Regions from separate parts of the Homo sapiens genome. Here region 1 is linked to region 2. A link is a loop called in an ENCODE intact Hi-C map of the cell type or tissue named here. Cell type or tissue: PC-9. All regions are shown on one strand. Links, peaks and the distances in the headings refer to the core of each region. The heading gives the core; the rest is flanking DNA. Region 1 overlaps SVOP (SV2 related protein). Region 2 holds the start of MIR619 (microRNA 619).

Region 1 (15,337 bases), core at 3,919-11,918, 78 kb after region 2:
CTCAACTCTCTCCGCAAGCACACTGAAAAGGAACTAGCTCTCTCTTCCTCATAGCTACATTTGGGCCAAGATGAGAGGACTCTGACAAGGATCCCAGGGCAAGGGCACTTCCTGGTGCTTGGAGTAAGACCCAGGATTTAGTTTTTGACCAATGTGATTTCTTTATCCAGCCTAAAATTCTGTAGGGCAGGGGCCCCCAACCCCCGGGCCATGGACTGATAATGGTCTGTGGCCTATTAGGAACTGGGCCACACAGCAGGGCATGGGTGGTGGGTGAGCGAGCATTACCGCATGAACTCTGCCTCCTGTCAGATCAGCGGTGGCATTAGATTCTCATAGGAGTGCAAACCCTATTGTGAACTGTGCATGCGAGGGATCTAGGTTGCTTGCTCCTTATGAGAATTTGCTTTTTGTTTTTTTTTTTGCTTTTGTTTTTTGTTTTTCGAGACTGAGTCTCGTTCTGTCACCCAGGCTGGAGTGCAGTGGCATAATCTCGGCTCACTGAACCCTCCACCTCCTGGGTTCAAGAGATTTTCCTGCCTCAGTCTCTCAAGTAATTGGGACTACAGGTGCGTGCCACCACGCCTGGCTGATTTTTGTATTTTTAATAGAGGCAGGGTTTTACCATGTTGGCCAGGCTGTTCTTGAACTCCTGACCTCAAATGATCCACCCACCTTGGCCTTCCAAACTCCTGGGATTGCAGGCATGAGCCACCACCCCCAGCCCCTTATGAGAAATCTAATGCCTGAACTACCACTGCCCCCCACAGCACCCCCACAGCACCCCATCTGTGGAAAAATTGTCTTCCACAAAACCAGTCCCTGGTGCCAAAAAGGTTGGGGACACCTGGCCTAGGGAGAATGATCCCTACCTGCCAGCCAAGGCTAGCTGTCAGTAGAAATCCTATAGGACTCAGTACACAGTGAACTCACAAAATTGTATGGGGACACGAGATTCCACATTCAGACCCAGAATGACCCTCTTGTTCTTTCTGCAAATGCTAAGAACCTCCTTGAAAATGTATACTAAAATTAAGAATAGAAGGATCATGGGGAAATCCTGCAACCCACATAGTTCTGTAAATTTTATAGTGGTTGATTTTTACACAGGAAGTCTTCACTTAATGTCGTGGCTAAAAAATTAGCCGAGTGTGGTGGCACATGCCTGTAATCCCAGCAACTTGGAAGGCTGAGGCACAAGAATTGCTTGAACCTGAGAGGTGGAGGTTGCAGTGAGCCTAGACCATGCCACTGCACTCCAGCCTGGGTGACAGAGCGAGACTCTGTCTCCTAAAAAATTAATTAAAATAAAATAAAAACAGGAATGAATATCACATGCACATCTTTGGGGTGTGGGAGGAAACCGGATACCCGGAGAACACCCATGTAGACATGGAGAGAACGTGCAAGCTCTACACAGACAGTGGCCCCTGCCGGAATTGATTTTTTTTTTTTTTATTTCTCATCGAGGTTGTAATGAAATAAGTTATTCGAGGATATGTTATACTTTTCCTTTGCCTAACACTGCTACTTCTGTCCTGAAGGCAATTTGCAACTGGATTTTCAGTGAATTCTTGGCAGCTTGATGAATTTAGAAAAGGCTATTCTTTCCTCATCGAATCGTCTTGGCACTTTTGTGGAAAATCAGTTGACTATAAATGTATGGGTTTGGTCAGGCACAGTGGCTCATGCCTCTAATCCCAACACTGGGAGGGCTAGGTGGGCGGATCACTTGAGCTCAGGAATTCGAGACCACCCTGGGCAACATGGCAAAACCCTGTCTCTACCAAAAATACAAAAATTAGCTGGGCGTGGTGGTGCACACCTGTGGTCCCAGCTACTTGGGAGGCTGAGGTGGGAGGATCGCTGGAGCCTGGGAAGTCGAGGCTGCAGTGAGCTGTGATCATGCCACTGCACTCCAGCCTGGATGACAGAGCAAGATGCTGTCTCCATAATAAAAATAAAAATAAATGTATGTGTTTATTTTTGGACCCTATTCCACAGATCTATCTTATGCTAGTACCACACTGTCTTGATTTCCGTAGCATTCTCGTACATTTTAAAATCAGGAAGTGTGAGTCCTCCAACTTTGTTCCTCTTTTTCAAGACTTTTGTTTTGGCTCTTCTGGGTCCTTTTCATTTCTGTATGAGTTTAAAATCAGCCTGACAGGCTAGGCATGGTGGCTCACACCTGTAATCCCGGCACTTTGGGAGGCTGAGGCCCGTGGATCACTTGGGGGCAGGAGCTCAAGACCAGCAGGGGCAACATGGTGAGACCCCGTCTCTACCAAAAATACAAAAAATTAGCTGGGCATGGTGGCACATGCCTGTAATCCCAGCTACTCAGGAGGCTGAGACAGGAGAATCGCTTGAACCCAGGAGGTGGAGGTTGCAGTGAGCCAAGATCGCACCATTGCACTCCAGCCTGGGTGACAGAGCAAGACTCTGTCTCAAAAAAAAAAAACAAAAAAAAAAACAGCTTGACAATTTCTTCAAAATAAGCCAGCTGGCTGAGAAAGTTTGACAGGGATTGTGTTGAATCTATATGTCATTTGGAGAGTATGGATTGACATCTTAACAATTTAGGTCTTCTGATTCATGAATATGAAATGTTTCTCCATTTATTTAGATCTTCAGTTTCTTTCAGCAATGTTTTGTAGTTTGTAGGTCTTACACTGCACTTGTTAAATTTATTCCTAAGTATTTTATTTGTTTTGATGCTCTTGGGAGTGGAATTGTTTTCTTATCGATGAATTTAGAAAGCACTCTCTTCTCTGGCATGGTGGGGGTTGGGGCATTTTAAGTAGTTCATCATAAAATATTCTTGATTAATTGAGAATGATTATTGCCAGACACCGTGGCTCATTCCTGTAATCCCAGCTACTTGGGAGGCTGATGTGGGAGGATCGATTGAGCCTAGGAGTTCGAGACCAGCCTGGGCAACATAGCATCTCAAAAAAGAGAGAATGATTATATATGATGTATGTGGATATTCAAATATAAAATATAGTAAGGTACCACCAGTGACCAAAGTCTGCCTGAAACCCCCAAATCCTTGAGGAGTCAGAAGGTGCTTCAGGATGCTCTAGAGCTTCAGGGTTGTCATCCCTTGTGCCTCCTACGACACTCTCTGCATTCATCCTTAGCACCCGTATCACACTGTATCACAGTGGTGTGTTCATGCATGTTCCCTAGTATACTGTGAGAGCTTGAAGATAAGGAATATCTCCTCCTCCTCCTCCTTCTCCTACTCCTCCTCCTTCTCCTCCTCCTCCTTCTCCTCCTCCTCCTCCTTCTTCTCCTCCTCCTGCTTCTCCTCCTCCTCCTCCTTCTCCTCCTTCTCCTCCTCCTTCTTCTCCTCCTCCTCTTCCTCTTCCTTTTCCTCTTCCTTCTTCCTCTTCCTCCTCCTCCTCCTTCCTTCTCCTCCTCTTCCTTCTTCTTTTATTTTTCTTGAGCCAGAGTCTCACTCTGTTACCCAGGCTGGAGTGCAGTGGCATGGTCACAGCTCACTACAGCCTCGACTTCCCAGGCTCAGGTGATTCTCCCACCTCAGCCTCCAAGTAGCTGGGACCACAGGAGCACACCACCAGGCTTGGCTAATTTTTGTATTCTTTTTGGAGTCAGGGTTTTGTCATGTTGCCCAGGCTGGTCTCAAACTTCTGGGCTCAGGCGATCCTCCCGTCTGGCCTCCTAAGTGCTGGGATTACAGTCATGAGCCACCACACCTGGCTTGTTTTGTTTTGTTTTGTTTTGTTTTTTAAGAGACAGGATCTGTCATTCTATCATTCAGGCTGGAATGCTGTGGCACGATCAAAGCGAACTGCCGCCTCAAACTCCTGGCCTCAAGTGATCCTCCCGCATCAGCCTCCCAAAGTGCTGGGATTATGGGCATGAGCCACTGCACCCAGCCAGGACCATGTCTTATGATATTTTGCATCCTCAGTGTTGAATAACATGTCCAGGACATGCTGGATATTCCATGCATACTGACCACTTGCCACGTTATGATCTGTAAGAGAGTTCTGATGAATAGACTTGAGAGTTTATGCACATGTCACTGCAGATTCCAGGCATACCAGCAATTGTCTGCACCACCCTGCTAAAGGGCAGGCCAATGCCACCGTGTCTGTACCTCTCCACCACTTCTTCCTGACCCAATTGAATTGGACCAAGACTCAATCCAACACTAAACTGGGCCAATCAGCTTCATTCCTGAAGATCTGGGAGTGGGGCACTGAGCAGCTGAGTCAGGTATGTTTGCAGAGCTGGGTTATGAGGCTATGGAAGCTCTGTGCATGATTATGCATACACAGCAGCCACAAGGAAACAGATGGAAGCTAGACTCATTTCTGCCAGAAAAGGGAAGAAACAAGAGCCACAGATTCAGAGGGGCAGCTGTCTTGGGCCCCAGTGGTTTCCCAGATCCCTGTTCCTCTGAATGACACCAGGCTGTACTTTATTCCTATGCAATCTCTCTAAACTGTCAGAGTGAACCATCAGCCCATCAACCAAAGCTGCACTGCAGATGCATTTTATTGAGCTCACACATCATTTGAACATTTTTGATCCAATATACTAATATTTGGAGATTTCACAGAAAAACCTAGACTCCTCTTTTGAACATTGTAAGATCTGGTCACACTGGACCCATGGTGGAACAACATCAGCTGGAAGGGAGTTGCAGCCCCCCCCTGCAGACAGGGCTGGTGTTTCTCTTGTCCTTACACCTTTTCCATTTCACTGATTTACATGCCCTGAATTTCCCCTGTAGGAAATTAACTACCGATCCCAGTCTTATAATAAAGCTCTGTTCCTTAATTTTAATTATCCTGAGTAGAATTTCTGTTCCTGGCCACGAAAACAGTGCTGATGAGAGCTCTGTGGCCTACACATCCACGGCAGGCTCCTTGCAACCATCGCCCATCCAACAGCCATTGCTATCCTTCTTCTGTGCTAACAGAATCCCAATTTTGTGTTCAGGAGGCTGTGGGTATCCCTTGGTGCTCGTAGGCCCTTCCTTCCAGCCCTACAGCAGGACTCATGCTGGGATGGGCATGACACCCAGGTCTGATCAATGAGAAGCAATGGTAAATCTGCCAGGGGACTTCCTTTTCTAACCAAAACCAACAGACTCTTCTGAAAGAAAACCTTTTATGACTGCTCCTTTCCCATTCTACCTTCTTTGAAAAGAAATATGATGTCCAGCACAGGGGCAGCCATTTTGTGACCATGAGGTTTCAAGCACAGGGTCAGATGGCCAACATGCAGAGGATGGTGAAAAGAAAAGGCAAAAAGAAGCTGGGTTCTTGATAACATTGTTGAGCGTTGAACCTTCTCTGATCTCTGCCTGGTTTTGGTTCTAATGGTTTAAGCCACTATTGACTGAGATTACTGTTCTTAGGTTGGTGCAAAAGTAATTGCATTTGGGAGGCCAAGGTGGGCGGATCACTTGAGGTCAGGAGTTTGAGACCAGCCTGACCAACATGGTGAAACCTTGTCTATACTAAAAATACAAAAATTAGCCAAGCATCAAGGCGGGCACCTGTAATCCCAGCTACTCAGGAGGCTGAGGAGGGAGAATCGCTTGAACCTGGGAGACAGAGTTGCAGTGAGCTGAGACTTCATCTCAAAAAAAAAAAAAAAGTAATTGCAGTTTTTGCCATTGAAAATAATGGCAGGGGAGACTCTTGATCTTATCATTCAAGGCTTTCTGTTGCTCAATGTTATATTAAAAACAATGAATTTCCATACTAATTTCAAAGTCAATTCCTAAGATACTGTTTCATCCCATTGTGAACACCACCAAGGTCAGTTATATGTTTTTCAGAATACTTGAAGTACGAGAAAAACAGAAATATATAGCTCTGGCTACATTAAATATCTTTTGCCACTTTCTGAGATCTTTCGTAACTCTAAGAGAAACATGGCATTTCCATTAACGAAAATAGGAGCTTTTTGAATAGGATTGTTCAAAATTAGATACAAATGTTCTCAGCTAAAGGTCTCACATATTCAGAAGTTTGGGTGCCTTTTGTGATAGCTCTTGTATCATTTGATAATATTGATTTTTTTGAAAAAGGCAGGCTATTTACAAGGCAAAGAGTTTTTGTTTTGTTTTGTTTTGTTTTTGAGATGGAGTCTTGCTCTGTCGCCCAGGCTGGAGTGCAGTGGCGCGATCTCGGCTCACTGCAAGCTCTGCCTCCTGGGTTCACGCCATTCTCCGGCCTCAGCCTCCTGAGTAGCTGGGACTACAGGCACCCGCCACCACACCTGGCTAATTTTTTTTTGTATTTTTAGTAGAGACGGGGTTTCACCATGTTAGCCAGGATGGTCTCGATCTCCTGACCTTGTGATCCGCCCGCCTCGGCCTCCAAAAGTGCTGGGATTATAGGCATGAGCCACCATACCCAGCAGGAGTTTTTAACTTTCACTTTCTCAAGTAGAGAAGGCCCTCAACTGTAAACCCCTTTACCCTAGTCTCTGGGAAATATTCCTGCCCACCAAGCACTCTATCCCCCCCAGCCCCCAGCTCCACTGGGTTATTCTAGGGTGAGGGAGCGGACATGATCATCCAGTAGCGTCTGACCAGCCGGAAGGCAAAAGAGACAAGCAAAAGTTCTGTGTTACCCAGGAGAGCTCAGCTGTCCAGAAATAATTAGAGCTACAGCCACACGTGGTTCAAGGAAATGTGGTTGTCAGAGAGAGACAGAGATCTGCCAAGCCATCTCCTCTTCAACTGCCTGGGCGGAGGGGGCTGCAGCCCACATTTTAGAGACACAGTATTGTTTGCAGTTGATTTAGAACTTGAGCTGGAAGAAGTCCCCCATCATGACCTGCACACCATTAGAAGAAAGTGTTGTCTCCAACAAGCTCAGCCACAATGTTGGCTGCCAACGGTATGTCTTTCCCCACTCATTGGAAAGGAGATTATCACACTAAAGCATTGAGATGAATTCCGATGAACAAAGGTAGTCAGACCGTTAGGCTGGACTGTCACTAGGACATGATGACAATGAATAAACTTAGGCTCTTGCAATGTCCATCACTGACATGTTTTAATAAGAGTTGAACGCACAAATTGGCTTCCTTGCAATGTTTACTTCAAGCAGTAGGTCTGTCTGCTCTGGCCTTTGATGGGATCTGCCAGCTTCCTCCCTCCTTGTCTATGTCCCCTGCCTTCACCATGGGAAAAAAGGCTCCAGTAAACCAAATCCCAGAAGTGATGTTGCCTGCGGAGACCAACTCAAAACCAACTGGCCTCCCACTGCTTCCTTTGAAAACATATACATTTCACACACCTGAGTCCTCCCACCCCTCTCCACTCCACGGCAGGCTCCATGAATGGAACTCCAGGGGCTGCCTTTGTGTAATGATCAAGACGTCCCTGGACAGAGGAGCAGCTTCGCATCAGGGAATCCTGGTCCCCTGATCCCCATGGGATGAGATGGTGGGTGTAGCATCCTTCTGGTTTCTCTGCCCATTCAGCTGTCTACCCATGCACAAAACCCAAAGCCCTGGATTTTGGATTTTGTACCTGCAAACCTGAGTAAACTTTTTCCCCTCAAGAGTCATCATTCAGGCCGGGTGCAGTGGCTCCCACCTGTAATCTCAGCACTGTGGGAGGCCGAGGCGGGTGGATCACTTGAGGTCAGGAGTTCGAGACCAGCCTGGCCAACATGGTGAAACCCTGTCTCTACTAAAAAGTACAGGTGGGCACCTGTAATCCCAGCTACTCGGGAGGCTGAGACAGGAGAATTGCTTGAACCCGGGAGGCAGAGTTGCAGTGAGCCGAGATCACGCTACTGCACTCCAGCCTGGGCGACAGATCAAGACTCCGTCTCAAAAAACAATAAAAGTCACCATTCAGCCTGACCAAGGAGGGGGCCAGGAAAGAAGTCGGAACCGTGGCCTTCGCTGCTTCAGAAGGGGAGGCCCGTGCTCTGACTTCAGCTTGATTCACTTTGGCCTCAGTCCTCAGTTCCCAGGGGGTAACGGCGTTCTGAGGTTGTCACCTGGTGCAAGACCAGCTGTCCCCAGGGACACATCTGGATCTCTTGGTGCCAACAACGGCAACTCCAGAGGGGGCTGGGTGGGGGCATGTGGCTCCAGTTTGAATGCACCATGTCCATCTGCCAGAGAATCCACTGGTCAGGCTCTAGGGAGGCAAACCGGGGGGCCCCTGCCAGGAAATAGCTGCTCAGACCACACCTAGATCGCCTGCAATTTCAAAGAAGAAAGCCTGGGGCTGTGAGTGTGGGAGAAACCTACTGAACAGGTCCGGTGGGTGGACAGCAGGTGTCACATGGGCCTGAGCCTGGACGGTATCTACAGAGAGATATTTTGGTTGTTCACTGAGGGTTTGGCCGGGTGACTCTGGGTGGTGTCTGATTGGTTGCTGGCATTACCAGACCCTCCTAATATGGGTAGTCTTCCCATGTAGATCCACAGGTTATGAACAAAGCTTTCACCACATATACAGAGAACCCCCTAGAGCAAACATCTCCCCATCCCTGGGTGGACCTCAATGAAGATGAGCAAACTGAGTCAAGACACAAAACCCTGTTGGTCCAGGTCATACTCTTGGGTGAGTTCTTGATGTCGGCAGTGACAATCAGTGCCCCAGTTGGGGCCTGCCAGCCCCCCAAGCTCTGCAGCCTCAAAGACCAGCTCAGTCCCCCATCGGTCACTATTCCTGAGAGCCAGAGTTCGACCTGGTAACACCTGCACCGTGCATTCCTCGGCCGACCATCTCCTGGCCCCACTCCCGGTGGCTGGACTCCTGCAGTCCTCGGCCTTTGGTCTCAATGGGCAAAAAGCAGGAGGCCAGGGCAGCCAGGAGGCAGCAGCCACTGTAAACTGCCAGAGTCAGGTACACAGAGGATTCCAGCATCACCTAGGGGAAGGAGACACGGGTCGGTGAAAGCATCCCTTCTGAAGCACAGACATCGCCAACCATCAAATAGTATTAGTAACATCAGGCCCTCTCGTGATATCTGCTTGCTAAAAAGGATCTGGTGATTCCCTCCTCTCCCCCTTTGTCCCTCTCTCTCCTTGTGACACGCCTGCCCCTCCTTTGCCTTCCTCCATGAGTAAAAGCTTCCTGAGGCCTCACCAGAAGCCAAGCAGATGCTGGTGCCATGCTTGTACAGCCTGCAGAATCGTGAGTCAAATAAATCTCTTCTTTATAAATTACCTGATCTCAAGTATTCTTTTTTTTGTTTTTTGTTTTTTTTGTTTTTTTGAGATGAGTTTCATTCTTGTTGCCCAGACTGGAGTGCAATGGCGCAATCTTGGCTCACCGCAACCTCCGCCTTCAGGGTTCAAGCGATTCTCCTCCCAAGTAGCTGGGATTACAGGCTTCTGCCACCACGCCCGGCTAATTTTGTATTTTTAGTAGAGATGGGGTTTCTCCATGTTGGTCAGGCTGGTCTCGAACTCCTGACCTCAGGTGATCCACCCACCTTGGCCTCCCAAAGTGCTGGGATTGCAGGCATGAGCCAACACGCCCAGCCAGGTATTCCTTGAAATCAACACAAAACGGACCAACACAGATGCCATGCCACAGCCCTATGAGCTAAGTACTTCATCCCCATTTTACAAAGGAGAAAACTGAGGCTCAAAGAGGATAAGTGGTTCCTACCCAAGTTCATACAGATAATAAGGATGGGGCTGGGATTTGAACTTGGGTCTGCTAAGCTTGAGTCTGGGCTCCTTATAACTCTTCTCTCCTCTGGAACAGTGCAGTGCCTGTGCCAACTTCCTAGCTTTTGGCACATGGCAAACAACACGGCAGAGCTGAGTCCCATTTTCTTTTCTTTTGAGATGTAGTCTCGCTCTGTCTCCAGGCTGGAGTGCAGTGGTGCAATCTTGGCTCACTGCAACCTCTGCCTCCCGGGTTCAAGCAATTTTTCTGCCTCAGCCTTTTGAGTAGCTGGGACTACAGGCATATGCCACCATGCCTGGCTAATTCTTTTGTATTTTTAAGAGAGATGGAGTCTCACCAAATTGACCAGGCTGGACTTGAACACCTGACCTCAAGTAATCTGCCCACCTCAGCCTCCCAAAGTGCTGGGATTACAGCTGTGAGCCACCATGCCCAGCCCATTTCTTCATTTGCCAAATGGGCATAGAGTGGTGTCACTTCCTAATGGGAAGAACCTGGCAGCACCTGGCACCGTGGAGGCACATGGTGAGCTCTCAACCAGCATCAGTTAGGAGTGCCACACAACGGCTAAAATCAAAGTAGAATAGAAACACTTGGCTAAACACGTCTTTAAATTCCATTTCTCTGCAATATTCAGACTTGGCAAATCTACAGAAAGCAGATGGGTGGTTGCCAGGAGCCTAGAGGAAGTGGGCAATGAGGAGTGACTGCTTAGTGGATCCAGGGGTTTATTTTGGGGTGATGAGAATGTTTTGGAACTAGATAGAAGCAGTGGTTGCCCAACGCTGTGAATGTGCTGAATGCCACTGAATTGTTCCCTTTAAGATGGTTAATTTTGTTATGTGACGTTTACCTCAATAAAAAAGTGATTCAAACAGAAAAAAACCTGGATTTTCAAAAAGCAAAAAGACTTACTAAGATCCCTAGATACAAATGCTTCATGACACACGAAGAGTTGCAAAATTCTGCAATGACGTCTAATTATCTAATTCAAAAAGCAGGAACTGGCATATTTATTTGTTTTCCACTAAATTTTGTCGGCATACTTGTTTTCTTTCCTTTTTTTTTCTTTTTGAGACAAGGTCTCACTCTATCGCCCAGGCCGGAGTGTAGTGGAGCAATTTTGGCTCATTGCAAACTCTGCCTCCTGGGTTCAAGCAATTTTTGTGCCTCAGCCAGAATTACAGGCACCTGCCACCACACCTAGTTAATTTTTGTATTTTTAGTAGAGATGGGGGTTTCACCATGTTGGCCAGGCTGGTCTCGAACTCCTGACCTGAAGTGATCTGCCCGCCTCAGCCTCCTAAAGGGCTGGGATTACAGGCGTGAGACACAGCACCTGACCCTTCTTTCCTTTTGTTAAAAAAAAAAAAATTTTTTTGGCCAGGCACAGTGGCTCATGCCTGTAATCCCAGCACTTTGGAGGCCGAGGCAGGCAGATCACAAGGTCAAGAGATCGAGACCATCCTGGCCAACGTGGTGAAACCTTGTCTCTACTAAAAATACAGAAATTAGCCAGGCGTGGTGGTGCACGCCTGTAATCCCAGCTACTCGGGAGGCTGAGGCAGGAGAATCGCTTGAACCTGGGAGGCGGAGGTCACAGTGAGCTGAGATCACACCACTGCACTCCAGCCTGGGTGACAAAGCGAGACTCCATCCCAAAAAAAAAAAAAAAAAATCAACTTTTATCATAGATTAAGGGGTCCACTGCAGGTTTGTTACACAGATATATTGCATGATGCTGAAGTTTGGGGGTACAAATGACCCCATCCCCAGGTAGTGAGCCCAGTACCCAATAGGTGGAATTTTCAGCCCATGACTCCCACCCTTCCTTCCCAGTCGAGTGGTCCCCAGTGTCCATTACTCCTATTTTTATGTCTATGTGTATTCAATGTCTAGCTCCCAGAGAACATGCAGTATTTGGTTTTCTGTTCTTGCATTAATTCACTCACAATTGCCCACTTGTTTTCATCCACATTGTTTTTAAGCAAAACATATGGCAGCCCAAGGATTTTCTTCACAGGGAAGACCTGGGTTTGACTCCTGGATTGGCTACTTTCCAGCTGCATGACCTTGAGCATGTCATTTTAGCCCCTGAGCCTCTGTTTTCTCATCTGCAGGCAATATTTCTTCTGTCCTCGGGTGTGTTGTTATGATAAAATGAGCGAATGCAACCCGAGGGCTCTGGGGACAGTCGGCATGTAGTAACTGCTTGCCATGCATGGGGTTTTGTCACCCCCCATCCCTCTGTATTTGGGGGCAGCACCTACCTGGGCGATGAACGGAGTGATGAGAGCACCCACTCTTGCCATGCCGCTGCAGGTGCCCAGGCCGAGGGCCCGCGTTGCCGTGGGGTAGACCTGAAACACAGCAGCCGGATATAGGCATGGGGACATGCAGGTTCCTCCCACCACTCCAGCTCCAAGCTGATAGGACCAACCTCAGGGGCAGGCCGGAAGTCAGGGCAAATCCCTCCAGTGCTGGTGACGCCCTTAAGGGACAGGGATCCTCACCCCAAAGGGCATGGGAGGCTCAACTCAGACCTAGGGCAAGAGGCTGAGCTGCGGGTGGGAACCCAGTAAAGGGGTCCACTCTGTCCTGGGGGGGGCTCCCCAAAGACTCCTCCACCAGGAACTGCCACAAGTTCACAACTCAGGGGTTGCTCTCTACCTTCTTCTCATGCGTTCACCTTGAAGCCTGGGTCACAGGTTTTCAAGGGACTTCATAAAGAGAGAGATGGAAATGTTTACAGTCTCTCAGTTTGTACCCAGTAGGGGCCACGTGCTTTGTTAAGTGGCAAAGTGAGAAGGGATTGTGCATCTTCCAGCCCAAGGTAATTAAGAAGGGTATGTTTTCTCCTCTCCCTTCCCATGTCTGCTGGCTGCGAGAAGGACTCCATGGCCCTAAGCCAGAGGGCTTCTCAGCCTGGGCACTGTGGATGTTTTGGGATGGCTCATTCTTTGTCATGGGGGTGGGGGTTGCTGTGCGTTGTAGGATGTTTGGCAGCATCCCTGGCCTCTACCCACGAGATTCCAGCAGCCCTTCTGCCTCCCCATGCCACCTTATGACAATCCAAAATATTCCCAGGCATTGCCAAATGTCCCCTGGGGCAAGATCCCTGGATAAGAAAGGCACACGATGCGAGGAGCCTGGGTTCCCAAATCACTGGAGGAGGAAAGCTGTCCCCCAACCTAGAACACCCATATTGGACTCTTTTATTTTATAGTATTTTATTTACTTATTTATTTGAGACAGGGTCTCACTCTGTCATTCAGGCTGGAGTGCAGTGGCACAATCATGGCTCACTGCAGCCTCGACCTCCCCGGGTTCAAGTGATCCTCCCACCTCAGCCCCACCCCGAGTAGCTGGGACAACAGGCATGTGCCACCACTCCCAGCTAATTTTTGTATGTTTTTTAGGGATGAGGTTTCACCATGTTACCCAGGTTGGTCTTGAACTCCTGAGCTCAAGCGATCCACCTGCCTCGGCCTCCCGAAGTGCTGGGTTTACAGGCGTGAACCACTGTGCCTGGCCTGGGCTCTTTTATAAGTGAGAAGCTGCTCTCGTATCAAAACCCTCCACTCTGGGGGTTCCCTGTTACATTAGCTAACATGTTTTAACAAATGCAATGCTCAGTGTAGAAAGCTTGCAAAGAATAAAAACTTAAAGAGGAAAATATAAAACTCATTCAGGATCTCAACACTCGAGATTTGTCACATTTTTATGTATATTCCTCTAGCCTTTTCTGGATTATATATTGCACATATATCTTCATTCACTTACTTATTCAGCACATACTTCTTCAGTGCATACCATATGCATTTCTACATGATATTTCAATTTACTCAATTACATAAACAATATAGAAATATATCCTCCTTGTAAAAAATCAAAATGCCTAAATTCTCTCCTGATCTACTTCCACTGCCAGGAAAATTCTCCTCATAGGGCCCTACTATCAGGGATATCTTTGGAATGTATCTTCCCAGATATGTTCAAAAATATACACATGGAAAATAGAAAGTAAAATACATAAATGGTATCATATCATACATATTCTGCAATCTGCCTTTTCCATTCAGTAGTATGTCTTAAAATCTTGTCCACATCAATACATAGACATCCACCTCATTCTTTTTTTTTTTTTTGAGATAGGGTTTTGCTCCATTGCCCAGGCTGGAGTACAGTGGCATGACCATGGCTCACTGCAGCCTTCAACTCCTAGGCTCAAGTGATCCTCCCACCTCAGCCTTCTGAGTAGCTGGAACTACAGGTGTGCGCCACCACAGCCTGGCTCATTTTTATTTTATTTTTTTAGAGAGAGGGTCTTGCTATGTTGCTCAGGCTGGTCTCAAACATCCGGGCTCAAGTGATCCTCCTGCCTCGGCCTCCCAAAGTGTTGGGATTATAGGCATGAGCTACCGCGCCCACCACCTCATTCTTTTTAATGGTTTCTGGAAGCAGAGCATCCCCCACAGCCACTCTCCCCCCACTGCCCGTTCCCCAGCAGCTCCCAGACACCCCTCCTACCTCAGGTGTGTAAACATATGCCGCTTGAAAGCCTCCAGAAATAAACGCTCTTGCAATGAAGAGTAACAGAGTGAGCACATTTCTAGGAGGAGGATAAAGGCAGATGATGGCATTTTTTTCTGTCTGCTTGTTTCAGCATAGTCCTATCTTCCCAGGCAGTATCAATGCCCTAGCAATTGGCAAAGGTTACCCCTCCCCGATGCTCATTGATACAGACATGCAGGCACACATATTTCAGTATCATCTTGACAGTCCTGCTTTTGTAAGTTAATCATTCCTCAAAGTAACAGGCTGAGAGATGGGAACACCTGTGGTGCCCAGGATGGGCACAAGATTAGGGAGAAGTGATATAAATAGTGGAAAGCTCAGACAGGAATTTGGCTGAGGGTGGAGCAGGAATTGAGCCAGGGGCCAGCTGAGCTGGGGAAAGTAAACCACTATTTAGTATTCTTAGGATAATTCTGATCCCAACCCTCTGTCCCATTGTTCCCATAAATGTCCCAGAACACTAACATTTCAGGGTCGAAGCTACATCTCCCAATCTTCCTCAGACCAGGAGGTGGCCCACAGATTCCTCACTAGGTGTGGTCTGGGGCCTCTCAGAGATCAATAGAGGCATAAGCCATTTCTATATTTTGAGGCTCTTGGCAAATGGAAAAATGGAGAAATGTTAAAACGGGATTACAAAACGATCTATTTGAAATATTTCCATTGAACAAGTTAACAGTTTTAACATATATATAAATAGCTACATTTATGATCTCATTGGGAGATGATATCAAAAGTCTAAATATGGCATCATTAGAGCAAAACTGGGGCCAAAGTTCTCCCCTGACTACAACCCCCATCAGAGACCCTGATCTTTTATCCAGTTGTGAGGCAGCCATGACCCTCAGTCCTAATGAACACCTACACCTTTTTACCTGTATCTGCACCCACTCCTGGGCCTGCACTGACACCTGCACCCCCACTTGTACCCACACTTGGGCCAATACCCGCAACCTGGGCCGGCACCCACACCCTACACCCACACTTGGGCCTACACTCACACCTGGGTCTGTACCCCTACCTGCACCCACACCTGCACCCATACTTGGGCCAATACCCACACCTGGGCCTCACCCACACTTGTACCTACACTTG
Region 2 (15,337 bases), core at 4,614-12,613:
TATTAACCTTTAAAACATCTACTTTTGTTTGATTCTCAAAATAATATAAAACACTACTATATAATTTAAAAAGAACATTCTAATCTTAATAATTTCATAAAAGGAGGTCACAGTTCAAATTGTAGGCAACTATAAAAATTTCGCTCTTGAACAACCAATGAACATATACATGATTTGAAGGAAAAATCCCTAAGAAAAAGCAGTCTTCTAATTAAAGAGAACCTTGAAATTAAGTAAATCAATTCCTGACAGAAAGACGAAGATGTTTTCTGTAATACAAGAAAGCAAGATCACCTTTGCCCCAGACATCTAATGTTAGTAGTTAAACGTTCGAATTCTGGAATAAAAAACTCAGCAAAGTCTAAAGTATGACTCTGGGTGCCAAGAAAATGCCACAGGAACTAGCATTTCCAATCAGCAGCTCCTGAGATCAGGAAGACTGTTATGTTCTATGATATAAAGTCCACAATAAAATCTGTTAGTTTTTCTGGTTAAATGCTCATGCTAAAAATAGTGACTGCTCAAATATTAAGTAAGAAGACTTAGTTTTGCCTTCTTGTTCAGTCCTCTGAATTCCAGGCAATTGGTTTTCGATATCTTGTGACACCAATACTTGACATCTAACAGCATTTTGTCCACTACTGCAGATGCACTGCCGAGTCATCCTTTCCACCCTCTCACAGGCATATATTTGTGCTGCAAGGTTCAAGTGTTGAGGAGCTCAGGATTATAAATAACGAAAGAAACGAGAAGCAGCCTTTCTTTGCTGTCTCACCCTCACTCATAGGAAGTAAAAAGCTCTTTAGCATCCATCTGGCCGATCTCATTTCACAGGCTGCAGAATCACCTAACCCTTTCCACCTGCAAAGCTTGTCACTCTCTCCTTCCTTAGAATCTCACAGCTGAGTATGTTTTCAGAACTGTTCTTAGACACAGATCATTTACTATTTATTCTCATCAAAATCTGAAACAGCTATGCGAGAGGTTCCAAACTCATGAAACCTAAAACAACCATCAGTTCATCGAAGCAGCTGGGAAAATCTTTTCGAGACAACATCAACTGCTTTTGTTCATGAGATTAAAAAAAAAAAATTCATACTGACCAGAAACCCAAGCACGCTGGAAACAGCCAACCATTAACGATGACCTTTGCCTTGGAAACCATGAGCAAAAATTCCCCTTGGTTTCCCTTATATTTCCTTTGGAAAAAAAAAGGAACAATGCAACAGACTAGGCTGGTTTCACTCTGTGATCACTTACAAGGCCAGCTGTTCCTCCTCCATGTTCCTACACTGATAAGAATCAGGGACTCCTGCTCTACGCATGAAGTCAGGATGGCATTGATTGGGGCCCTGGAACACTCTGCCTCTGTTCCCCCACGACAATCAAGTAACAGGCATTTACTGTAAAAAGCAAGACTGGAAGCTGCAGGGAAGCCCAAGTAGCAGCGCATTATCCCGAAGCTGTGAGATCACCCTGCGTCCTGCAAATACAGTCAGGAGATACAGCCAGAGGAAACCGCACGACATGACTCTCCGGGTGGGGGGTGGGGTGGGAGGCCGCAGAGCATGGTCAGTCACAGGATTTATGAAAACAAGATGCAGAAAGTCTCTGTGACCCGGCTTCCTGGCTTCTCTTCTGAGCTCACTCTGGGCCCAGAGCCTCATGCGCCCTCTGCGTGGCTGACCTGAATACTGTATCTGACGACTGCAGCTTCTGATGCCCAGAGGCACAGGCTCCCGATTCATCAGACCCTCAAAGTGTCCCACTGGGGAAGTCCATGAAGAAATCCACATTGGTGATGGCACGCTCACTTTACCAGGTGTCTGGGGCCAGGAAGCCCAAACCCACAAGCCATCCATCCCAGCCACCCAGAAGTCACTCTTCTCACAAAAGATCTGAGTGTCCTAAAAGGAGTGACTAAAGTTACAAAAGGTCAGACGCAGACAGACAAAACGGAAATGTCTTCCTCCACCGCTGTAAGAAAAATCTTGATGAGGGATAAAAAAAAAAAAAGCCGCTGCCCTCTCTACCCGCCAACTGGAATGTTTTTATCTCCACCACACAGATCTGTTCTCGGACACTGATTACTGCCATTCGGGAAGCTTCATAAGATTAAAGTTTCTCCAAAGCATTGAAGACAGACAAAAAACCTCAATCAATGCTCCTCAAAAAACCCCAGGCCCCCAAAATATAAACAGCCAGTGTCATCCAGAAACCAAGCCATGGCAGGAAACCAGTAATCAGGGTGGTCATACGTACTAATTTGAGCTGGAAACCTCTGGACAGCAGAAGCAGTGGGTTGGCTGAAGGAAGATGCAGAAGTCGGTAAAATAAAAGAGGTTCGTGGCTGCAGTGCTCACATCTCTAACGCTCCCTACAACTGCCCTCCGAGCTCTGGCCATCTGCTCCCTATGGAGATCAGGAAAAGCCAGGAGGCTGCCGAGTGCTTCCACGAGGGCTGGGGAGCCAACTCCTCCTCAGAGTCCTACCCGAAAAGCAAATGGCTCTTGTGGAACTCTTGTCTTCCTCTGATATTTTGGCTGAAAAAGGCCCTTGTCCCAGCACATCCTGATGAAAGAGGGCCATTCAGCAAAACAGCTGAGGTTCCTCTAATCACTGCACTCCTACGGGCTTTTCTGTAGGCCGGAGAAACAAGCACCGGGGTGTGCATTCGACATTGTGAGGGCAAACAACTGGCCCCAAGGAACCAACCCCAAGCAACAAGACCCCCTTCCGATTCAAATCAACATTCTGAAGGATGACTCTTTCTTTCAAATCAGCATCCATTTACCCAACGGTGACGGTGACGTGGGCAGCTGCCGCAGTTAGTTATTCTGCGTACTCAAAGCACGGTTACATCCTGAAAATTCTTCAGTCATGCTAACAGCTATCTGAGGGGACACGCCAGGTAGAGGGGACCACATGCACACCTATGAGGAGCTCTGGGATACGCACGGTGCCCAAGGCAGGTCAGGCTGCAAAGGTCCTAAAGGTTGGAGGTGTGATCCCAAACCCTCCAGGCACAAGCCAGCCAAGAGCTGTGTTTTTAGCGTTTCTTTCAGTGAGAGAAATAAGTTCAGGATGTGAATAACCATGACGCAGGAGAGAATGGAATAAGTACCCTAAGAAAGGGGCTCGGCTAGGGTTTACAAGAGGGAGGAGGGAGCATTTAACTGGTGACTTCTGGAACAATTCCTGAAGGAAGCAGCACTGAGTAGGGGCTTCTCTTCCCTCGGCTCACAAGTGACCAAGCGATCCTCCCTACGGATTAAGTGAAACACACATTACCATGATTCTGGTTTTGCAGGTGAGGAAACCCCAGCTTGCCTAGGAGCACATATCTCTACAAGATGGGGCTGGACTCACATCTATCTGCCCCACGCCCACCTGCTTAACCCCTGTTAAGCAGCTGTTCTACTCATCCAGAATGAAAATCAGAGCCATTATGCTGCGGTCACATCCGCTCATGCCTGCCCAGGTGCCTAATGGCAAAGCCACTAAGGCACTGAGAAGTCAGAATGTGGATCACATCTTCCGTCCTTCTTCCCAGTGTGTGAATGCATCATGCGTGGGAAAGAGAGAGAAGGAACCATTCAAGCAAACAGAACTCCAGGAAGACGAGACTGTGCCGGGGTTCTTCCATCTGCCCAAGTAGAAATCAGAAGGGCAGGGGACCCACAGCCTTATCCTACCCACCACTGCCGTCATAGTTGGGGGACAGGACACATCCTTTGGCCCTTCTGCACTGCATAGAGGCTAAGGAGTTCTGTAAACCACACAGCCACGCTGACCAAGAAGTCGCTTTCAAGGTAAGTTTCTCATCAACAGGACTATTATTTACTGAGGATCTCCCATGTGGCCAAGGCTGTAGGAGGTACTTAGCTACGCCACGTCATTGAACTCTGGCAGTTCTGCAGGGTAAGGTATTTTCTCCATATGACAAACGAAGGAAGCCCGTCAACAATTCCAAAATAGAATCACCAGGGATAGCATGGACAACGCCCATGGTGACTGCCGCGCTTTAAGGTTTAAGAAAAGTAAAAACTGGGGGTGATGACTCATTCCTGTAATCCCAGCACTTTGGGAGGCTGAGATGGGTGGATCATTTGAGGTCAGGAGTTCGAGACTAGCATGGTCAACATGGCAAAACCCTGTCTCTACTAAAAATACAAAAATTAGCCAGGTGTGGTGGTGCATGCCTGTAATCCCAGCTACTCAGGAGGCTGAGGCAGAGAATCACTTGAACCCAGGAGGCGGAGGTTGCAGTGAGCCAAGATCGCACCACTGTACTCCAGCCTGGGCGACAAAGTGAGACACTGTCTTGGGCAGGGGCGGTGGGGAACAAAAGTAAAAACAATGGTCTGGGAATTCATATTTCTGGGTTCCAATTTACATTCTACCATATATACTCTGATTAACCCCTAGAATTAACCCCTAGAATTCCTTACAGGGTTCTGTTCATTCATCCAAACAGGCAAACATTTGCAGAGCATGGAGCACAGGGTAAGCCAAGCCAGCCCAAGCTCTGATAAGGGCAAAGACAGCCATCCTCTTTAAGGAATGGGTATATGTGCTGGTGATCTGGGTGTCTGCCCTGCTGCATAGAAACAGCATTTCTTGAAGAACAAAAATAGTAGGTATAGAAACATCACAGTATGGAATATCCAAACACCCCTGAATTCCAACTCTGGTCATACATTGAAACAACCTATCAAACTCCTAAAACACATTCATGCCCAGGTCCAGCCTCAGCAGAGTCTAATTCGGAAGGTCTGTGATGAGTCCTGGGCATCTACTTTTTTAAAAAGTTCCAGGGAGCTGGGCATGGTAGCTCATGCCTGTAATCACAGCACTTTGGGAGGTCAAAGTGGGAGAATCAGTTGACCCCTGGAGTTCAAGATTAACCTGGGCAACGTAACAAGATCCCATCTCTACAAAAAAATAAAAATAAAATTAGCTAGGCTTGGTGGTGTGTGCCTGTAGTCCCAGCTGCTCAGGAGGCTGAGGTGGGAGAATCACTTGAGCCTGGTGAGGTCAAGGCTACAGTGAGCTGTGACCACACCACTGCACTCCAACCTGGGAGACAGATCTTGTCTCCAGAAAGTTCCAGGGGGTGCTTCTGATGCACAGCCAAGTTTTAAAAACCTCAGAATCAAATAACATCATGGCCAGGCATGGTGGCTCACGCCTGTAATCCTGGCACTTTGGGAGGCCAAGGTGGGTGGATCACTTGAGGTCAGGAGTTCAAGACCAGCCTGGAAAACATGGTGAAACCCAGTCTTTACTAAAAATACAAAAATTAGCTGAGCGTGGTGACGCACACTTGTAGTCCCAGCTTCTTGGGAAGCTGAGGCACGAGAATCACTTGTACCCTGGAGGTCGAGGCTGCACTGAGTGGAGATTGTGATCCTGGAGTCCCCACTGCACTCCAGCCTGGATGAGAGTGAGACTGTCTCAAAAACAAACACACAAACAAACAACATCAGAAGACACAGAGAAAACAGTCTTCTCCATGGGCTTCATAAAGATACCTCTCACATAGGTACACGTCGATGTTTTCTGCTGGTAAAAGGTAACACCAACAAAAAGGCATGGTGCTCTCAGAAGGTGGGTGATGTGATTAGGTGCAATAAAGGGAGGTCATGCTAGGGTCAAAAACAAAATAATACTCTCTTTGGAAGCAGTAAAACAGATGCTAGTCTTCTACTACACACTTTCAGAGACCTGAATGTTCTTCTGGCCCTCTAAGGGAGACGCTGCATCATGACAATACGAAATGATGACAGTGAAAGCAAAAACAGATCAGACCTGTGCTGTGTGAAACAGACATGGGGTCTCGCTATGTTGCCCAGGCTGGTCTCCAACTCCTGAGCTCAAGCGATTGTTCCGCCTTGGCCTCCCAAAGTGCTGGGGTGACAGCTGTGAGCCACCGAGACCAACCTCAGATCAGACCTTTGACAAACTCTGCTGTGGACAAAGCATTCTGGTGAATGTCAACTCATCTGATCTTCACAAAACCGTGTGGAAGACCAGACAGGCATTATTACACTAATTTATGCCTAAGGAAACAGGGAGTTAAATAGTACAAATTTAGGATTTCTGATGCTGTATCTCGAAAAAAAAGTAGAGAATATGAGCCTGAAGAAGAGGCCCTGTAAAGGGTCCCAGATTGATGGGACAGGCTGAGACAAACGGAATCACTTTTCCCTGGATAGAACTAACCCTCAATGGTACCCCACTCTGCATGGTGATTACTGAGGGGACTGTCAATTGTCCAGCGAACTTGATGGTAATTCTAGGAGAAAAAGGAACTAATGTAATGCTGTCAGCATAGAAAGATGGGTGCCAACGAGCATTCCAAAAAGGAGGCTCTGTTAATTCGGTTTCGATCAACAAGTATTTGCTGAGTGTCTATTGTGTCCGGTCAGTGCTAAGGCCTGAGAATTTAGAAGTGAAACAGACCCGGTTTCCACCCATGCCACAGACCACTCCACACCTGGTCTGGAGTGACACTGGAGGGCCAGGCAGGCACAGGACAGTAACTTCGATATAAGGCAGCAAGTTCCACGGTGGAAGGAGGTGGAAGGTGCAGATGCACGTACACACAGGGGTTCAGGGAGGCCTCCCTGGAAGAAATGAAGCCTGCGAGGCCCTGAAGGATCAGTAAACAGAGAGGCATAAGGGGCAGGAGAGTAAGATGATTATGCTACATGTACCTTATTGTGAACCCAGGAGGATTTGGCCTCTGTCATAAAAGGCCCCCCTGTGGGTTCATAAACCTCAATTTACAAATTGTGCTTTATATATCAGTTCCTTATAAGTTTGGTTAGCGTAAATTGGTTTCTTAGAACTTGATCATCCCTGAGTGAACTCACAAATTCAAGTTTCAGAATGTGCAAACCTAAGAAACAAACCTCATGCTTGTGGTTGAGACATCGCACTGTCAACATCACAAATTCTCAGCACCTGAATGCCTGGTATACTATCAACATATATTGTTTTAAATATGTAAATAATAGCTTTCTAGTTATAGAGAGTTTGTCCCTACATTTTTCCACTTAATTTTTACAATCCCATTCCCCTGATGAAACAACCCCAGCCTGGGCAACATGGCAAAATCCTGCCTCTACAAAAAATACAAAAATTAGCTGGGTGTGGTGGCGTGCACCTGCAGTCCCGGGTATTTGGGAGGCTGAAGTGGGAGAATCACTTGAGCCCGGGAGGCAGAGGTTGCAGTGAGCCAAGATTGTACCGCTGCACTCCAGCCTGGGAGACAGAGGGAGACTCTGTCCCACCCACCCCCGCCTCCCAAAAGAAAAGAAAAGAAAGAAAAGAAAATGAAACCACCAAGACTGGGAGAAGATAAATGACTTGTCTGTGGTCATCTGGCTAATAAGAGGTAGAATGGGGCTGAAAAAGTTCGGTGCTCTTCCTGAAGAATCCATAGGTCAGAAAGCAGCACCATCTGACCTGCAGCAATAGCAGCAACGTGGAAAGCTAATCAACTGACCTCAAAACCACTCTCAGTGAGGCTCTGGATGGATTCAGAACCCCAGGCCTAGCAAAGTGAAGTTGATAAAGATGTAAAGGAGATCGAAAATTCACCATTTGGAGAGAGATTAGCTAAAGACTGCAGGTCGGATGGAAAATTCTTTCCATGGTTCTCCCACAGGTTCTTCCCTCATTTGGAACTCGTGTTTAAAAGTCACAAAGACCCTGAGTTGGGCCAAGGTCTCGTTCTTCTTCACTGTGGGCCTTGCAGTGCAACATGGCAGGGCCTCGTTCCAAATGTCACTCTTCAGAGCCTAAGAAAACAAGTAACTTTAGGGACACACCTGTCAACCGGAGCTCCCAAATTGTACCCCCCTAAACACATAATGCTGAGCATAGAAAAATTCCAGCTCTGCAGAGCGTTATACTTAGGGAAAGGGGTCACAGACAAGGAATGCTGGCAGGGCTCATTACAAATATCTTTGCTGCTGGAACATGTATTGTTTGGCTAGAAGGCGTAGGCTTCTCTCAGAGAGAAGGAATGTCCAAAAGTATTTCAGACAGTAAGAGACATTCTCTGAGCCAGCTACACAGCTCTCCTTCAAACCAACGGGTAGCGGCAAGCAGCTGAACTGACCAGCGAGCTCGCAAAAGCAAGCTTTTTTTTTTTTTTCTCCCTAAATAAGACAGCAAGTGATGTGTCTTGGCTTGGTTTAGCAAATTTTAAGATAGTTCCCTGATGACCCCAAGAGCCCTCAGGCCCCATGGAAGCTGGAGCTAATGCATCTTCCTCCAAGCATCATCTGCTCTACCAGGATCTAAGCCCCTTCACGAGGGCAGAAGGTATAAAGGCTGCACTGTGCGGGAAATGCTATGGCAGCAAAGACAGCCAAACACGCCAGAAATAACAGGCACATGAAGGAAATGTTTCTGAGACAGCTCAAAAATTCCGAGAAGAGATTATCCCGACTGTCCCAGGTTCTCAGCCCTGTCTATGGTATGCAGCCCCATACCACAGTCATTTGTCACCGAGTCCTAACTTTGTCAGAGGCCCCTCCTTTCAGGTCTCTCAGGCACCACCCAGTTCTGGCCCTCCTCACCCCCGTGAGCCAGGCGACATCCAAGCAGCCCCACGGTGCACCCGGCTCTGTGCTGCATTCTCTGAATGTCCCTGAAGGCCAGGGCTGTTGTATTCTCTACCCACTCTCTGTCTAGTATGGGAGCCACTGGCCAGATGTGTTGACTGAACACTTAAGATGCAGTAAGTGTGACCAAGAAACTGGGTTTGTCATTTTATTTCATTTTAGTTAATTTAAATTTAAGTTTAATTAGCTACATGAGGCTATCAGCTGTGGTATAGGACAGCAGAGCTCCGGAAGCTTTTGGCCTGGTGAGAAGAATCAGGACAAGCGCCTCCCTGGCCTCTCGCCCACTCTGCACAGCCGCTAACCATTGCTCTCATGACATTCTTTCCCAGCCCCAGAACTTTTAGCCATGTGACATCATCTATTGATTAGAGTCCAAACTTCTTGTGCTAACTCTCTATGGGTTGCCACAATTAGCCATTGTATGTCGTTAACCTAAATTTCATTCATCTGCTATGTCCTGACCTTAGGGGCTTAGAATATAGTTAGAAAACAGTATTTCAGAATAAAAAACCATTCTTGTATTACCTCTCGCACTATTCCCCCTGTTCTCCATGCTTCGCATTCTCTGTTCTATCCCCAGCTATAGCACTGTCCCCATAAAGCCTACTGTGGTTCTCGGCTCATGGTGTCCTTCCTCCCATCTGCCTCCCGACGTCATGCCTGTCTTCCAGTGTTTATGCCTTCTCCAGGAAGCTTTCTCTTGTGGCCCTCGCTGTGAGCTATAGCTCCTCCCTTTCAACATCTTCTAGCACCTCCTCTTACTGTGCAGGTGAGGACACTGAGGCTTAAGGGTTAAGTCACTTGCTCAAGGTCACATACAGTCGGTCCTCTGTATCCGCGGGTTCCTCATCAGTGGATTCAACCAACTACAGACAGAAAATACAGTATTTGAGGGATGCTGAACTCTTTGAATTAGTGGGTTCTGCGGGTGCTTAAGCATCCATGGATTTTGTTATCCTCGGCAAAGGCGGGGGTCCTGAAACCAATCCCCTTGGATACTGAAGGAAAGACCACCCTTAGTGATAGGAACCTAGGAACCCAAGTTCCCTCATTTCCAAATCGTGTTCCCTGACCCACTTATTTACTAACTAGTGGTGAAGCCATCTTCCTGCCAGTATATTTTAACTTCACAATGGGATGTGAGGGCCAGGATGCACATGCTTTTTAAATCTCCCTCTGTGCTTGACATACAGTAGATTGAAAGTAAGTGCTGGTAGATACACTGGCCAAGCTGTGCTCTTCTCTGAAGTCAGTATTCCAGGAGTAACTCACCCTGGTCATCTCTGTGCCCTGGGCACACTGGGCACTCCCCACACACAGGTTGAACCTGGCAAATAAGACTCACAGCATCATGCCACGTGCGAGTTAAAGCCACCTGGAGGTCAGGTCAGGTCTTCCTGACAACTGAGTGCTTCAAATAACACAACAGCAGCTAAGTTCCCCACATCACCTTGAGTGTCTGGAGAGCTAGGCCTATGACTTCTCTGTCTCAGGATCCCTCTCAGTGCCCAGAAAACAGTGGACATCAATAAATGTAACACCAATAACATCTTCGTTGAGCGCTATGCTAAGCACATCAGGTATGTTAACTCATTTATTCCCCAGTGTCCATCTCTCAGTGTTTTATACATACGGGAACTGAGGCTCAATTAGCCGAGCGTGGTGTCGTGCTCCTGTAATCCCAGCTATTGGGAGGCACAAGAATCACTCGAACCCAGGAGATGGAGGTTGCAGTGAGCCGAGATTGTGCCACAGCACTGCAACAGAGTAAGACTCCGTCTTAAAAAAACAAAAAAACAGAAAACAAAACAAACAAACACTGAGGCTCAGGGAGGTTAAGTCACCTGCCCAAGTTCATGAGACCAAGGAGCCGGGAAGCAGGAAGGGGAAGGCAGGAGTGTAACTCTGAAACCTCTGCTCTTAGGCACTGGCTTTCAGCTGAACTGATACCTCTGGAAAACAGTCTCAAAAAAGTCCACTTCTCCTCCCAACAATTCAGACCTAAAAACCATTTGGCGGGGAAGGGCAGGGCAAGCTTCTGAGTTGGGGAGGGGGTGTGGGATCCCAAGCTGAGGTGTCTGTTGGCAAGCAGGGTGCAAAGGGCATCTGTGCAGGGAGGGGGCTGCAAGGGAGACAGAGACTGCTCACAGGCAAGGAATGAAATATTAAACATTAATGTTAATATTAATATTTATAATTAATATATTTATGATATATAGCATATATACATATTATATTAATTAATTATAACTATATTAATATAATTAATTATAACTATATTAATATAATCAATTATAACTATATTAATATAATCGATTATAACTATATTAATATAATCGATTATAACTATATTAATATAATCGATTATAACTATATTAATATAATCGATTATATTAATATTAATATAATCAATATTAACAAATATATACTATATAATATAAATAATACCTAAGTTTATATAATATGCATAATGTTAATATTTATTAATATTTCAGGGACAATGGGAGTCATGAATATGGAGAGACAAAACTAGAATGAACCCCAAGGTGCTGCATCAGAATTGAAGGTACCAGTCTGAACTCATAGTTTTCAACCTATTGAAATAAATATAGATGCACGTGTGTGTGTATGCACGTACATACAAATGTTCCCTAATTCTGCCCATTGAGAGGCCTGTGGTTAGCAACACCCCAACAGCAATAAGCAGACCTAGCTTGGCTCCTAAATTTCATTTTCCACTAAAAGGAACCAGAGCCCCTTGGATAAAGGACTGATTCCACAGGTGGGTAGGGAGCATCTGTTGCCAGAAAGCAAGAAAGCACTTAAAGAATGATGTGGACATGTCAAAGGGACACAGAAGCCAGCCTGGATGAGATCCCACTGGCCCTAACTGTCCACAAGGACAATTTGAGCAAGGATGTCAACAATTTAAGAGCAGATTATAAACCACTGAATAAAACAGAAAAATACAAAGAATTGAAACGGACATTGATGGCAGACAGGATATTAACATAATTTTAAAGTATCTCTCCAAGGAATGCTTCTGAATGATGAAGGGGAAAAGAATAACTGTACAGTGGAAAAGCCTGGTAAAACCCACCTTAGTGACCAAAGTGAATGTCACCATAGTGGGACAAAAGGAAATCAAGTGCCACCTTATGGGATTCAACGAGGACGCAGCATCCCTTGGGTGATGTTCCAGCCAAATACACGTGCCCGGTGGAATCACACAAGAACATCAGACACACTCACACTGAGGGACACTCTGCAAACTGACAGTACTGGGCACAAACATGTCCAGGTCATGGTCGACCGCAGTGGCTCATGCCTGTAATCCCAGCATTTTGGGAGGCTGAGGTGGGCGGATCACTTGAGGTCAGGGGTTCGAGACCAGCCTGGCCAACATGGCAACACCCTATTCTCTACTAAAAATACAAAAATTAGCCGAGCGTGGTGGAGCATGCCCGTAATCCCAGCTACTTGGGGCGCTAAGGCACAAGAATCGCTTGAACCCGGGAGGTGGAGGTTGCAGCGAGCTGAGATATCACCGCTGCACTCCAGCTTGGGCGACAGAGTGAGTTTCCAACTCAAAAAATAAAAAAATAAAATAAAATCCAGGCCACAAGAGTCAAAGAAAGACTGAGGAAGGTTCCAGACTGCAGGAGAGCCAAGAGACAGGATAACTAGATGCAATGGGCAGTCCTGAATTGGATCTTTTGTTATGAAGGACAACGCTGGGACATATGGTGACTCTTGAATGGGGTTAGAGGACTAGACGGTGGGAATGCATCAGAGTCAGTGTCCCGCGTGGATGGCTGTGTTGCGGTTCTGTGGGAGAATGCCCTGGTCTGTATTCCAAGGGTAATGGAGTAGCAGGTTGACAAATTACTTTCAAATGGTTCAAAAAAGAAAGTTCTTTTCACTGTACTTGCAATTCTTATGTAAGCTGGAAATTATCTCAAAATTAACGAGAATTTTTTATCGACGTAGTATTTTACATATTTATGGAAAACATGTAAGTATTTGTTACATGCATAAACTGTGTAATGACCAAGTCAGAGTATCTGGGGTATCCATGACCTTGAGTATTAATCATTTGTATGTGTTGGGAGCATTACAAGTTTTCGAGTTACCAATTTTTTTTTTTTTCCTTTGAGACAGGGTCTTACTCTGTCGCCCAGGCTGGAGTGCAGTGGGACGACCACGGCTCACGCAGCACAGCCTCCACCTCCCAGGCTCAAGCGATCCTTCCACCTCAACCACCCAAGTAGCTGGGACTACAGGTGTGTGCTGCCACCCCCAGCTAATTTTTTAATTTTTTTGTAGAGACAGGGTCTCACTATGCTGCCAGGGCTGGTACTGAACTCCTAGGCTCAAGAGATCCTCCCACCTCGGTCTCCCAAAGTGCTGGGATCATAGGCATGAGCCACCATACCCAGCCAAATTTTTTAAAGTTATTTTTTAAATCTCCACTTAATTCGATTTTGGTAAAACACGACCTGTAATTTTTCTTTATCGGTAGGTAATAAAAGCTTCAGATGATTTTACTGATCACTGGTATGGGCATATTTCATGACTTTGCCCTTTCATCTCTTGCATAGTTTTACCCTCACCAAGCAAGACCTTCCCTGCCTCAGCACTGTTTGCCCTCTTCGTGTTTTCCAGAACAGAAGTGGCCCTGTTTCGTGCCCAGAGCAGAAGAGAACGATGAAGAGCTCTGCTCTCCCAGGTCTTCCTGGTCTGTGTGTGTCCAGGTTTTGAGGGCCTCTCACATACACGGCTCTGGACCACGTAAGATCTAATTTTAGCATTTTCCTGCTCGGAGACCACATGTTTGGAACAGCAGGGGCTGACCTGCCCGTGCAGGCCTCCTATTGTGAAGGGCACGCGAAGCCAGGATACCGCAGCCCTGCAGGATGTGACTCAGCATCCTGTCTCAGTGCTGGGGCGGCCAGCAGCTCTGGCACCAAGTGCTGCTGCTGACCTCACCTCTTAAGACCACAAATACCCAGGGTAATTGGTGGGATAGGCATGCAGCATCAGCTCTCCCTGTTAAGACAACTTGCTTGTCCATCCATTATGCTGGGCTTCCTTGTGAACACCACAGGTATCTATCAGGAAGAGTTCTTCCGAGGAACTGATCTGCTGGTATTTTCAGGACACCAAGAATCAAGAGATTGGTCTTGTTTCTCTCTTTGCTTTGACTACCAGGAAACTCAAAGTCAGATCTGTGGCCAAATTCTGGTAACCATACCAATGCTATGTCATGTATTACATGTACAAACCTTCCCCTTACTTCATCTTATTTTCTTCTGCTTTCTTCGTGTCCCGATTTTCTCACTAATGTTACATTCTATTGTTCTCTATGAATGTTGTAAGGTGTTTCAAATCCTTTTTGGAGGGCACTACTGTAGATACAACACACATTACCCCTGAGGGATAAGGACTCTTTTTGACTCCACACAGAATCCCTGGCATTTGGCAAAGAACCCATATTTAGGCACTAAATACACATGGGCTGAATGGAAAAAGCCAATAGCTAAGTAAAAACCACCTCCATTACCATATTGTTTCACAAGAGGTTCTTTTCCCTTCCATCTCATGAGGTGGGGCCTGGTCAGGAGTCCCCAGGGCCTGGGAATTAGGTTCCTTAGGGAGCCTTCTTGCTGTAGGGGCAGCCAACAGGTCAGTGGCCTTGACTCCAGACCTAAAGAGCCACTCCTAGACTCCCAGCTGCAACAGACACAGCGTGGCACGGGTGGGCCTGGCCACTGGGGAAGTGACAAGTGATTTCCAGATGCTGCAGCCAGCCTGGCTCTTTCCAGACCACACTGAAGGCCCCTTCCTGTGGGAATTCTGATGGGGCCCAGATTTGGGGAAACACGCCTCGAGGACTCTTGGCAAGTGCGTGCCAGGCCTGGACCAGGAATGACTTCTGTGGGCACAGGGAGAGACCAGGCATTTCCTAACACAGGACCTTGAACAGCCTTCTCTGAAACAAAGTCTTTCTAAAAATAGCTTCAAAAGTAACCATTCAAGAAAAGAAAGAAAAAAAAAACTGTAAAAGTAAAGGCACTCAAGAATGATATTTCCCAGATAAAAGCCTGGCACAGGTTTCAGAGGAACTTGCAGGAAAACAGGTCAAGGCTGGGTTTTTCCTCTTAGGTGTCACTTGGTTAACATTGGTCTTTGGAGGGGAACAAGTGCGGCAGGAAGGGCTGGCACTGAAAATGATGGCCACTGGGTATAGGCCAGGGCCAGACACTGTACACAGAACAAGACTCTCTGGAGGCCTCAGGAGGGCCCTGAGAGGAGGAAGGCAGGTGGTGGGCCCAGGGTCAGACATGCAAGTGAGCTAAGTGGCAAGGCCGATGCCCCATCCAGAAGCCCCGCTCTGACCACACGCAGGCTCTCCCGGCATGTCCTCATTTATGCGGCAGTCTCTTGTATCTCACTGCAATTCTGCCCCCACACTGCAGGCTGGCCAGCGTGGCTTCCTCATAAGCACATCACCCTGCATCCCGACACTGACTACACCCACAAAGCAGGAGCCCCCGCACCCTCCAGCCCAATCGCTCAGTTCGCTTTGAAAATGGCTCCTCTCGGGGGCTGGGCGCAGTGGCTCATGCCTGTAATCCCAGCACTTTGGGAGGCCGAGGTGGTTGGATTGCTTGTGGTCAGGAATTCAAGACCAG

The links. Hi-C counts contacts between places; a loop is a spot of excess contacts. Peaks named below come from ENCODE experiments on the same cell type or tissue, not always from the same donor. Only the 100,000 strongest peaks of a DNase experiment are listed, where the experiment ranks them.
Region 1: a loop joins it to region 2, with 18 times the contacts of the local background. A loop is called at or near these places in 2 of 110 quality-filtered maps.

Annotation. Positions count from the first base shown.
Region 1 is chr12:108,903,849-108,919,185 of GRCh38, forward strand. It overlaps SVOP (SV2 related protein), which reads right to left. Exons shown (of 16, transcript NM_018711.5): 14 at 14,195-14,276; 15 at 11,935-12,024; 16 at 3,893-8,893. The coding sequence ends at 8,687. Among named protein-coding and RNA genes, the nearest start is that of DAO, 31 kb to the left of the region's middle. RefSeq lists enhancers at 3,353-3,853, 14,211-14,726. In PC-9, for the core only: no CTCF peak of the experiment used is centred there; DNase peaks (open chromatin) are centred at 4,173 and 8,243.
Region 2 is chr12:108,825,001-108,840,337 of GRCh38, forward strand. The region is part of intron 2 of SSH1 (slingshot protein phosphatase 1); the gene reads right to left. MIR619 (microRNA 619) reads right to left here and starts at 12,006; the gene lies at 11,908-12,006. RefSeq lists enhancers at 2,660-3,231, 6,683-6,792, 12,862-14,061, 13,366-13,495, 14,055-14,656. In PC-9, for the core only: no CTCF peak of the experiment used is centred there; DNase peaks (open chromatin) are centred at 8,041, 8,511 and 8,941; H3K4me3 peaks cover 636 bases; H3K27ac peaks cover 4,692 bases.